Linked DNA regions of Homo sapiens: region 2 is linked to region 1. Evidence: read pairs that join two places in POLR2A ChIA-PET (ENCODE). Cell type or tissue: OCI-LY7. All regions are shown on one strand. Each heading gives the region's core, and the rest is flanking DNA. Links, peaks and the distances in the headings are about the cores only.

The links. Peaks named below come from ENCODE experiments on the same cell type or tissue, not always from the same donor. Only the 100,000 strongest peaks of a DNase experiment are listed, where the experiment ranks them.
Region 2: POLR2A ChIA-PET joins it to region 1 with 17 read pairs; 3 of 35 experiments call an interaction of 5 or more read pairs at or near these places.

The regions. Positions count from the first base shown.
Region 1 is chr5:124,730,975-124,736,355 of GRCh38, forward strand. The region is part of intron 2 of ZNF608 (zinc finger protein 608); the gene reads right to left. Among named protein-coding and RNA genes, the nearest start is that of ZNF608, 13 kb to the right of the region's middle. RefSeq lists an enhancer at 2,251-2,823. In OCI-LY7, for the core only: no CTCF peak of the experiment used is centred there; a DNase peak (open chromatin) is centred at 4,417; H3K4me3 peaks cover 1,423 bases; H3K27ac peaks cover 1,954 bases.
Region 2 is chr5:124,508,567-124,513,947 of GRCh38, forward strand. No RefSeq gene overlaps it. Among named protein-coding and RNA genes, the nearest start is that of LINC01170, 73 kb to the left of the region's middle. In OCI-LY7, for the core only: no CTCF peak of the experiment used is centred there; no DNase peak of the experiment used is centred there.

The DNA.
Region 1 (5,381 bases), core at 124-5,123:
TTTCAAGATTGCAAAGCTTCTAGGCTGTCACAAATATTAAGAGAAGCCATGTTTATCTTTGCACTTTTGTTTTGGTTTGCTAAGTAAACCTAGACTGAGCATTCAGTCAACCAAAGAAATCACATGTAGGTGAGCATCTGCAGGTTTTCCTACTGGTAAGACATGATTTTTTTTTATAACTTTAAAAAGATGTGTTTACACAAATTTAGTCTACTTAGTGACTATGGCAGTGTTATTGTTTTTTGGGTTTTTTTGAGACGGAGTCTCGCTCTGTGGCCCAGGCTGGTGTGCAGTGGCACGATGTCAGCTCACTGCAACCTCTGCCTCCCGGGTTCAAGCGATTCTCCTGTTGCAGCTTCCTGAGTAGCTGGGGTTATAGGTGCGAACCACCACACCTGGCTAATTTTTGTATTCTTTTAGTACAGACGGGGTTTCACCATGTTGGTCAGGCTGGTCTCGAACTCCTGACCTCGTGATCCGCCCACCTCAGCCTTCCAAAGTGCTGGGATTACAGGCGTGAGCCACCGCGCCCAGCCAACTGACACAAGATTTAAAAGTTTGGAGTTTTAGGCCAGGAGTGGTGGCTCATGCCTATAATCTCAGCATTTTGGGAGGCTGAGGCGGGCAGATTACCTGAGGCCAGGAGTTCGAGACTAGCCTGGCCAACATGGTGAAACCCCATCTCAACTAAAAATACAAAAATTAGCCAGGCGTGCTGGTGGGTGTCTGTAATCCCAGATACTCGGGAGGCTGAGGCAAGAGAATCGCTTGGACCCGGGAGGCGGAGGTTGCAGCGAGCCGAGATCGTGCCACTGCACTCCAGCCTGGGCGACAAAGCAAGACTCCATCTCAAAAAACAAAAAAAAAGTTTGGAGTTTTAGACATTAACAGAAGTAAAATCCAGTCTCTTTCCTCACTAATACGGAAAATATTAACAGGAAAGAATCAGGAATGAGCAATGGCACATTAAAAAGTAAGTAGCAGTTTGACAAAACTGAAACTACTTAGACCTAATTTTTTACACTCTCTTTGCTCCCCAATTCCTACAATCCTCTTGTTCACCGCCCCTCAGAAGAAATAGATCTATAAAATGAAGCTATCAGCCATTATTTGGATTCAAAAATCATGCCATTTCAAAAGGATCATGATACCAAAATAATAAATAATACCAGAACTTAAAGCTAGGAGAAAAACAAAACAAGATCACCTAAAGCCAATTCAGATATTTAAAAGTTCAATGTATCAAATATGCATCAATAAACAAATGATTTTAATGTTACAGAAGAAATGGGCTTTTTCATGGCATGCATCCTGAGTTATCAAAAAGAGAGACAGTTTATACACAAAAGAGCAGATTAAGATAAAGGGTTTCACTCCCAAGATTAAAGTAAAAATAAAAACAGTGAGTTGAGGAGTGTTTAGAATGATACTTCTAGAAAATAATGCTAGGTCTTTCCAGAAACCTATTTATTCACAATAAGATTAGAAGGACAAACTGCAACTACAACATGGACAAATGCCATGATTTCTGGTCTTCTAGTCCTTAGGAAAGGGGTTTTTTTGTTTGTTCAAAAAAAAAAAAAAAAGACATACTGACATTCAGGCTGCCAGGCAACTGCTTTTCCCCCTCCAAAACTGCTGTACCACTTCACTGCTGTTGCTGGAGAGTCCCTTTCTATTCAGAAACAGGGCTACTAACTAATGAAATCATGGGGAATTTCTATAAATGGTCCCAATTATTCAAGAGAATGCATTGTCTAGGGCCCTTGCAACAAAAGCTCTACCCCAACCACCCTCTTTCCCACACACCTTTCTTCTACTTTTTACTCCCTAGCTCCACCACCACCATTCCTCCTTAAGTGAGCAAACAGGAAGATTCAGCAAGTCTTCTAGCCCCTCTCTCAGCTAAAAGAACCTTGAGAGTTTTGCTTCCTGACCAGGGAGCACAGAAATAATCTGCCTCCCCACCTTCTTCCCTCCCTCTATACAGCTTAAAAGATGCACTTGGCTAGGCAGTTCTCTCCATTAAACAATTCATTCTTCTTTTGCCTTCTTTGTGAAAAAAAAAAAGGGTAAAAACAGCTGAGCATGATCACAAAACATAACACTGGGCATTCAATTTCTGTACCTTACGGCCTCATTCTTTCACCTCATCCATAGGATTTGGCGACCAAGTAAATCTTAATCTGCAAACAAATGGTTTGCTCTCCAATTAAACCATTCATTCTCTCTATCTCTCTCTCTTTTTTTTTTTTTTTTTTTTTTTCTGTTTGGCGGCTACCCAACCCAAAGACTTCTAGGTTCTTCCATTATTTAGCTCTCCCAATGGTTAAAAAGCAATAAGCTCATTTGGAGTTTATAAAACTATGCACCATCAACAAAAGCATGTAATGCTTCCAAGATGCACAGTGGCTTCTACAAGCACAATGAGGAGCTGTGTGTAGTCTCTCCCCAAACAAAAATGCCCAGGCCCCAATTAAGCACCCTGGGGGCTTTCAAAGCAGTTATGCTAAGTTGCAAATACAGCAAGATCCACTTGAACTCCAACTGTCTTGTGTGCTTTTCCTCCCAAGGTAGGGAAAAAGCCGGGGCAGACTGACCTCATTAAAGGGTAATTAGTGAACCCCAGGACTTGAGGGGCTACCACAATCATTGCTATTGTGAGCATTTCACTACAGGGCCACTAATTTTTTCATTTTTTTAACCCAGGAGGTCTCTGCAATCTGAAGGCCCAACATTTTAAATTTTTAAGGATTTCAATCTGGCTGTTTTTTTCTACTACTAGTCATTGAGTAAGAAGAAAGGAAGCAATACAAAGAGCACTCCGACTTCTTTTGTGGAATTCTGGCATATCTAAAAATAAGTTTTTAGAAAACCATTTAAATAACATATACCCTATATATCTAAGAAATAATTTTGAATAGGTTTTGTTGAAACAAAATGAAATAAATTCTCCACCTCCTGATTAGAGATTCAAAGTGGCACATAAAAGAGCATTAGAAATCAATCAATATAGGGTTTTATGATTATATATGATAAAGATGTTTAAAAAAAACTCATGCATCCATTTACATGTGCAGTTCTTACTCAGAAACTAATACACAGTGATGCGATCAACATAACCACTTTACCATCAATAAAATCCTTCACACCTCTTTAAAGCCCATTATTACTGTTGATATCAATCTGCCAAGATGCTTGAGGACTAAATTCTACTATAAAAGGCACCAGTAAATTTCGCCGTTTACATTAAGAGTAGCACCTTTTCACAAATACTAATCCACTGCCTTGGTACTAAAATTCTCCAGTACTTGAGAAAGCAGTCTTTAAGGCAAGTAATAAAATGGTTGTCTTAACTTGACATTCTCAGCAACCAAGATTTAAACAACTCTAATATTTACATATAATCAGGGGGATCAACATCTTTGTTAAAAAAAATCACTGAAAGAGAGGAAATGGAGTTGGGGTGATAAGTGATGATCACCCTCTATACAGAACCACCCCGAAGCCCAGAACTAGGTCCATTCTCCTAACACTGGCGTACGGAGGGACTGGGAAGACCAAAGTCACAGGAACCCACCTACTATACTGATCTCAGTACAACCACCCCAGCCGCTCGCTGAGGGAGGGTGTGCTCCAGAGACCTACACAAAAACTTGGGTACACATTAATGCCCACAGTAACTTATTTAATGCTACCCTTAGATTTGTGCCAAGCCAATTAATCACTCAATTCGTTTATTTGGGTTTACAGCTTTTGAATATTGAATGAAAGAATTTAAACGTGTGGAACAAAAGTCTTTGTGTTTTGGCCAAAGTATACTTAAACTATATTTAGAAGGAAATGTGTCTGTATATTTCTCTTTTATTAAAACACTGCATAGGGACCGTTCCTTAGCCAAACATCCTTGTTTTATTTTAGAAATACTACAAAATTTATTTGCATTACTTAAACATATGCAATACATTTTGGGAAATCTTGAAAAGATGGAAAAGTCTTATTAAGTGATGGGGGGCAACCATAGTTGCTTTGTTTTGTTTTAATGTACCCAGTATATTCGGCTTTCGGGAAAAAATGCAAATCCTGGAAGTCATTCCAAACAGTTGGAAACTCTTCCTCTTAAAGTAAATCCAAGGGCTCAAAAAATAAATATTCAAGAGCATTAATTTGTTTCTAGATGTGTGCGTGCAAGTAAAACAGCAGTCATAATGTGGAAATTTCAGTCACATTTTGCAACTAATTGGAAGCAGATTAGAATTCTGCCTCAGGGGAACGTTGTCAAACTAGAAGCTGGAGCAAATGAAGAAAGAGGTGAAGGCGTCGTGAAGAGCTGACAGATTTACAGCGCTCAGGGCCATAAACGGGTCCCTGGCGGGAAGAAGGGCGCGTTCCCGGCTGCACGCCCCCGCCGCCCCGTCGGGAACGCGCAGCCCCGGGCCCGAGGTGCCAGCGGCCACGCCCCCAGGAGCCCAGGGCCCTCCATCTGCTCCCATAGCGAAAACAATAAAGGGACCTGCTGAAGAAACCAGTGCGACTGATAAGATAGAAAACCTGCACACTGATAAACTGGAGGATGCAAAAGTCAAAGGGAGAGAAGGCTTCTTTATTTTAAGAATGGGGGAAGGGGAGAGCAAAAGAAAGCAGATTGTGGAGGATAATACAGCAATGGAGTAATGTTTGGAAACAGCTGCTCCCTTTCTACTTCAGTGTCTGGCATCTGCTGCGGCATCATGGGAAAGGCTGGTGAAAGATTTGGGCAGGGAATGTAAATGGAGACAATTGACCAAATGGAGTTGGATGCGGAGAGGCTCAACTGCTCTGTTTTAACATCATGTTGCTCCCTTTTGGGGGCAGAAACAAACAATATTACTTAACTCAAATTACACCTTTAGAGAAGTTTAAAAATTTGGGAATACGAATCGCTTTTCAATTACTGAAGATGTCAAACGATACAAGGGGATAAAATCTAGCTGCAGCCTCCACTTCTCAAAATGTTGAGCTCATCTTCCACACAACTTCACAGAAAAGCTAAAAGGAAGTAGTTTCCTCTGTGTTTCACTTATTTTGAAAAAAAAAAAACATGTTTAATCACCACTGCTTACTTCTTAACTGGCTCAAGGGATAGTTTCTATTTGTTGTGCCTATTTTCCCCTTCGTTGCAAAGATTCAGCTCTAATTTCATTTCCATCACAAAAGAATTGGCAAATAACTAAAGCACGGGAACACATAACTAAAGTGCGGCTGTGCTAGTCATAAGCCTATAATAAAGCACAGATTTGATAGCATTATCCATGTACTGTGGTGAACCACACACAAATAAACAGTTCTCCATGAAGAATGAAAACCCAAGGCTTCAACCCTTCCAGTTCAAACATTTTTGT
Region 2 (5,381 bases), core at 137-5,136, 220 kb before region 1:
TCCAAGCTGACATATTATGTGTGCCAGAATTAGTGAGGTGGAGTATTGCAGGGGTTTAGGGCAGGGGTCTCCAACCCCTAGGCTGTGGACCGGTACTACTTTTTGGCCTGTTAAGAACTGGGCCACACAGCAGGAGGCGAGCATCTAGTAAGCAAGCATTACCACCTGAGCTCTGCCTCCTGTCAGGTCAGTGAGAGCATTAAATTCTTACAGGGGCACAAACACCACTGTGAACTGCACATATGAGGGATTTAGGTTGCGTGCTCCTTGTGAGAATCTAATGCTTGATGATCTGAGGTGGAACAGTTTCATCCCAAAACCATACCCCCACCATCTGTGGGAAAATTGTCTTCCACAAACCAGTTCCTGGTGCCAAAAAGGTTGGGGACCACTGTTTTCAGAATGTATGGTAATACTGCATAGTAGTTATCTACTTAATACCACGCTTGCTAGCTGTATGATCTTGGGTAAGTTACATAATCTCTATTCCTGAATTTTTTGATGCATATACTCACAATAGTATTATGTACTTGATAGATTGTTATGAGGATTAAGTGAATAAATGCATGTAACATACTTATCTTAGTGCCTGGCACATAGATACACAATAAATACTGGTTATTATCATCATTGTCATCAATCATCTCTCCAACTAGATTCTAAATTTATTAAGGACAGAGGTTGTGTTTTATACCTCACTGCATCCTCAGAACTTGCCATCTAACCTCACTTTATAGTAATGATAGAGTTTGAAAGGGTTGTTGTTAATTTTGCTGAGCAGTTTTAGTACTTCTCTTAAACTAGACAATATATTTCTATGAGTCATTCAATAGGAAATTTTCTATTTATGACACCACTCATTTCACCCATTTAAGGAAATGTGAAATGTTGCTGAGTATATATTATTATATATAAAATATAAATGATTAATTTCTTTATATTACCCAGAAAATCCATTTATAGCACAAATTCACCTTTGTTAACTATATACAATAATGGGTGGCAATTAAACAGATTAAGGATAAATTGAAGTCAGAGATTGCACTCAGGGGAGAATTATTTGTAATGTTAAGAAATAAATAACTATGGAGACCAGGTGCTCAGAGTACAAAGAAGACAGGTGGGGAGAGCCCAGAGCAAGAGTAAGGGCCCTCACCCTGGATAGAGGGCCCAAAAGAAACAGTCCAGTCTTCAGGTCACCATTTCATTCTTCACAGCCACAACCAAGTGAGGAGACTAAGACAACACCAAGTCACCCCTCCTTTATGGATCACTTCAGCTCCCATGGACCCATCCACCTGTTTGCTTATAAGCCCTGTTTCAGTTCTCTATTGCTACACAACAAACCACCCCAATACTCAGTGGCTTTAAATGACAATTTATTATTATCTTATGTAGTTCTTGACTTGGCCAGGCTCAGCTGGGCACTTTTCTCGCATTGTTTTCTCAAGCAGTTACAATCAGATGGCAGATGGGGCTGGGGTCACCTGAATTCTTGACTTGGGCTGGCCAACTAAGATGGCTTCATCTCTCACATGTCTGATGACTCAGATGGTTGGCATAGCTGGGCAATGCTCAGACACCTCTGTCTCCATGCAGTCTCTCCACATGGCTAGCTTAGACATCCTCAGGATGTATAGTCTCAGGGAAATCTGACTTTTTTTTTTTTTTTTTTTTTTTTTTTGAGACAGAGTCTGGCTCTGGCACCCATGCTAGACTGCAGCAGCGTGATCTTGGCTCACTGCAGCCTCTGCCTCCTGGGTGCTAGCAATTCTCCCGCTTCAGCCTCCCGAGTAGCTAGGACCACAGGCATGCGCCACCACACCTGGCTAGCAGGCTGACTTCTTACGTGGTGGCTGGCTCCCCCAAAAGAAAGCATCCCAAGAAACCCAGGCAATATCTACAAGGCTTCAAAATGCACTTTAAGAGTCTGGCAGCAGCACTTCTGTCTCATTTTATTAGCCAACCCGGGTTCAATGGGCAGAGACCACACAAGGGCTCAATTTCCAGTTATGTTTCATTAGGGAGGGAGCTATCTTTGGAGAGTAACTACCATAGCTTCAAAGCTTCTCAGGCAAGTCCTGGCTCATGTGTATGGGGAAGCCGGGGAAAGACATCTCATCTTTTGCCAACAGTTTCCTGCCAATTTCAGGTGGGAAAGGGGGCAAACAAAAAATACTTTTTGTAAAGCTTCTGTCTTTGTTAAATCCTCAAAATCTTTGGATAAAATTTCCTATCAAGGAAGGAATTTAAGAAATTTCTATTAAGATTTGGAAATTCACAATCAAAACAAGCCATTTGAAGGGCAGAGAAGTTATTAAGCAAAAATGACAAGTAAGAATTAAAAAAAAAAGGCAACACTTCATCTGCTTCCCCTGGTCTGAGATGGAGTTTGGACGCCAGAATGTTCATTTCTGTCTAAATGTTTTCCCTAAAAGAAATGTTTAGGTAGCAAATATTGTGTAGAAATATATTATCTGTTTCTCGAATAATGAAGTAAAATCAGAAATAAGCCCAATGCCTCCTGATTTCGTCCTGCCGAAAGCTTTATTAAGCTTTTTTGTCAAATAAGTCTCAAGAAAAAGGAAAAAAGGGACCCTTCCTCTCTTTTAGTTCTAGACTCCTCTTCATTTCTCATAGGAATAAACCAGGAGCCATGGATTTTCATGAACATGCTCAAGGGTCCACAAACCAGTGCCTGAACGAGATGTGGGCTCTAAGTCATGTTGCCAAGCCAGATGTTTTCTTTTTCAGAAATGATTTTGCATCTCTTATCTTTCCCTCCCATTCATAAGTGGGATAATTAAAATGGATTGAGCATCCACTGGACATAAGGTAATATATTCAGTGCTCTTTCCAAAAATCTCTTATCTTCATTTTCCCATAAAGCAGAGACTAGATATACAAGGTTGCTTTCACTGGTATTTATCTTCAAACAACAGGCAGGTGTTAAAAAGTAGTTAGGAAGGTCACAAATGTGTGTAGTAAAGACTGCTCACAGGTTTCTTCAGTGTCATATACACATGGCTCTCGTGTGTCATTTCTGCACACAGTGACAGAATATTTCTGAGAACCATTTAGAACATATAACGTGTGCATGTATTACTTCATATTACCTCATTCTGCCCAGTCCTATTTATCCTTGGAGAAAGTTCCACTTTTGGATTTAGTGGAAATATCTCCAATTCATCCAACTCAGGGATAAGCATATGACCCAGGAAAATCATTTGAACCTTTGGATCTAAGGCTTCTGTGCCACTAGACTTTTCAGTTATGTGAGTCAATAAGATCCTCTCCCCTCTCCTTCATAGGCTATTTGGGGTTGGGTTTCTGCAGTTGTAGCTATAAAGTTCTAACTAATACACAATTGCTTTAGGTCAAACCAAACAAAAGCATTCCAGCTACATGGTAGCACAGTCACTGAACAACTAGGAAGATGCATCATTTTGGCAGCTACAAGGCTGAGCTTGCCAAAGCCTTACAGTCAACAGAGCTATTAGAGTATTTCAGCCCCCATGTGAATTAACTGGTTTGAGCATTTTGGGGTCTCTTTCTCCTGCCTACATACCCAGTGTATCAGTCAGGGTCCCAACAAGTATATTTAATCAAGTGCTAACTTACAGAGAGGTGAGCAGGATTCACAACGGATGGGTACCCAGAGACAAGCAACAATGAGAAGGCTTTACCAACCTGTGTTACAATCCTCAGAAAAAGCAGGAACCCTGGTGGGGCCCCTCAGCAGAAGCTGCCATCATGGAGGAATGCATGCCAGAGATATAGCACCAAGGCAGGGAAGCAGCAAGGAAGACATGACCCAACCCCTCTCTCCTTCTGTCTTCTGATCTGCCTGTGTGTGCCGTTGGCCAAACCCAGTGGAAGCCAGCTGGCAGGGAGTCCGGTGATGCAGACCTCAAACAGTCAGTTCCCTTGAACAGACAGCAGTGCAGAAAAAGAATCAGCAAATGAAACCAAGAATGAATGGGACACCTACCCACCCCCTGTTTTGGTAAAAATTATATAACACCATTAAAGAATCATTGGGATAAAACGTGGGGGGAGCACATTGTTTTTGACTCCGCATGCTTGGTGCAAGAATTTTCACTGTCCAGAATTTCCTTCCTGTCTTTGCGCATATGAATCTGCACCATCTCTTCAGAGATGATTTTAAAACTTAAAGTATATCATTTTCGGTTTTAACATTATCACGTAAACCTTTTCACTCAGCATTTTCTCACTTGTTCCCTAGATAGCCTTATATATTGAGGATATAGAAGAAAATAGAAAAGGAGCATGGAAGCTCTAAAGCCAGGCTCAGGGATGACAAAGAACCCTAAGTGTTTGATGTTCCTCACATTCTCTGAAGAACAAATGCACCCAAGTGTATGGTCTTTAACAAGATGAATGCACACACTAGGATGTTTTGCTTTGTTTTCGTGCTTTCTCAGCATCATTTTCAGGCAGACATTTCTCCTTAATACATACAGTATACACGAAATTGTCTTTGGCTATAAAAATGCATTAACGGCTCCAAAGGAGCAATTACACCATACACTGTAAATGCACATTAAGACTAATACAGCATACTTATCTAAACCTCAATGAATTCAGAGCTATGGTATCACAAGTCCAAAGGTGACTCAGATTAGTTCAAGATATAAGACCCCAGGGGGAGAGGGCTTTCCTCTGCTGTGTCAATTACAATGATACAGGTATAAAGTAAGGACCTGATCTCATTTTGTTGCTTTTTAAAGAAGCTTCAGCACCTAGGATGAGGTTGTATGCACAAAAGAGTGTTTATGCCAGTACATTCCCATGGTGAACTTCTGCAAGCCCTCTGACTCAGGTTAGCCCTTCACATTTGGAAATCACTGTGTCTCATGCAGACGGCGAGTCAATTACTGAGGCTATATGCCTGGTTTTAGAGTAGACTTTATTTATTATCCTTGTTATGGCTGGGATATGGAGGACCCTAACCATAATGTGTGAAATCAGATTCTTCTGCTGTTGCATTACAAATCTCACTGGATGCAGTGAATTTGCTTTATTCAGGTCTATTCTGGATTAACAGGAAGGAAAATATGGATTTTTTTAATCCATATAAAAAATGAAGACTTGTTAGAGACTTGTTTCTGATGTTTATGGATTTCTCTTTAGTGCATACAGCCTATGGAAAATTGTTTTTAAGCAATAAACAATAATTGTATTTGGGGACACAGAGGTACTGCTGCCGTATTGCATTCAGCTTGTGGATAAATTTCTCTGGCCTATTTTTTTTCTTATACAGACATAAAAATACAAAGACAAACAATAAATTTTCCTCCCTCTACTGCAGCCTTTTCCTCTTCCACTTTATTTTCCACTACATTTCTCATTTGATATTA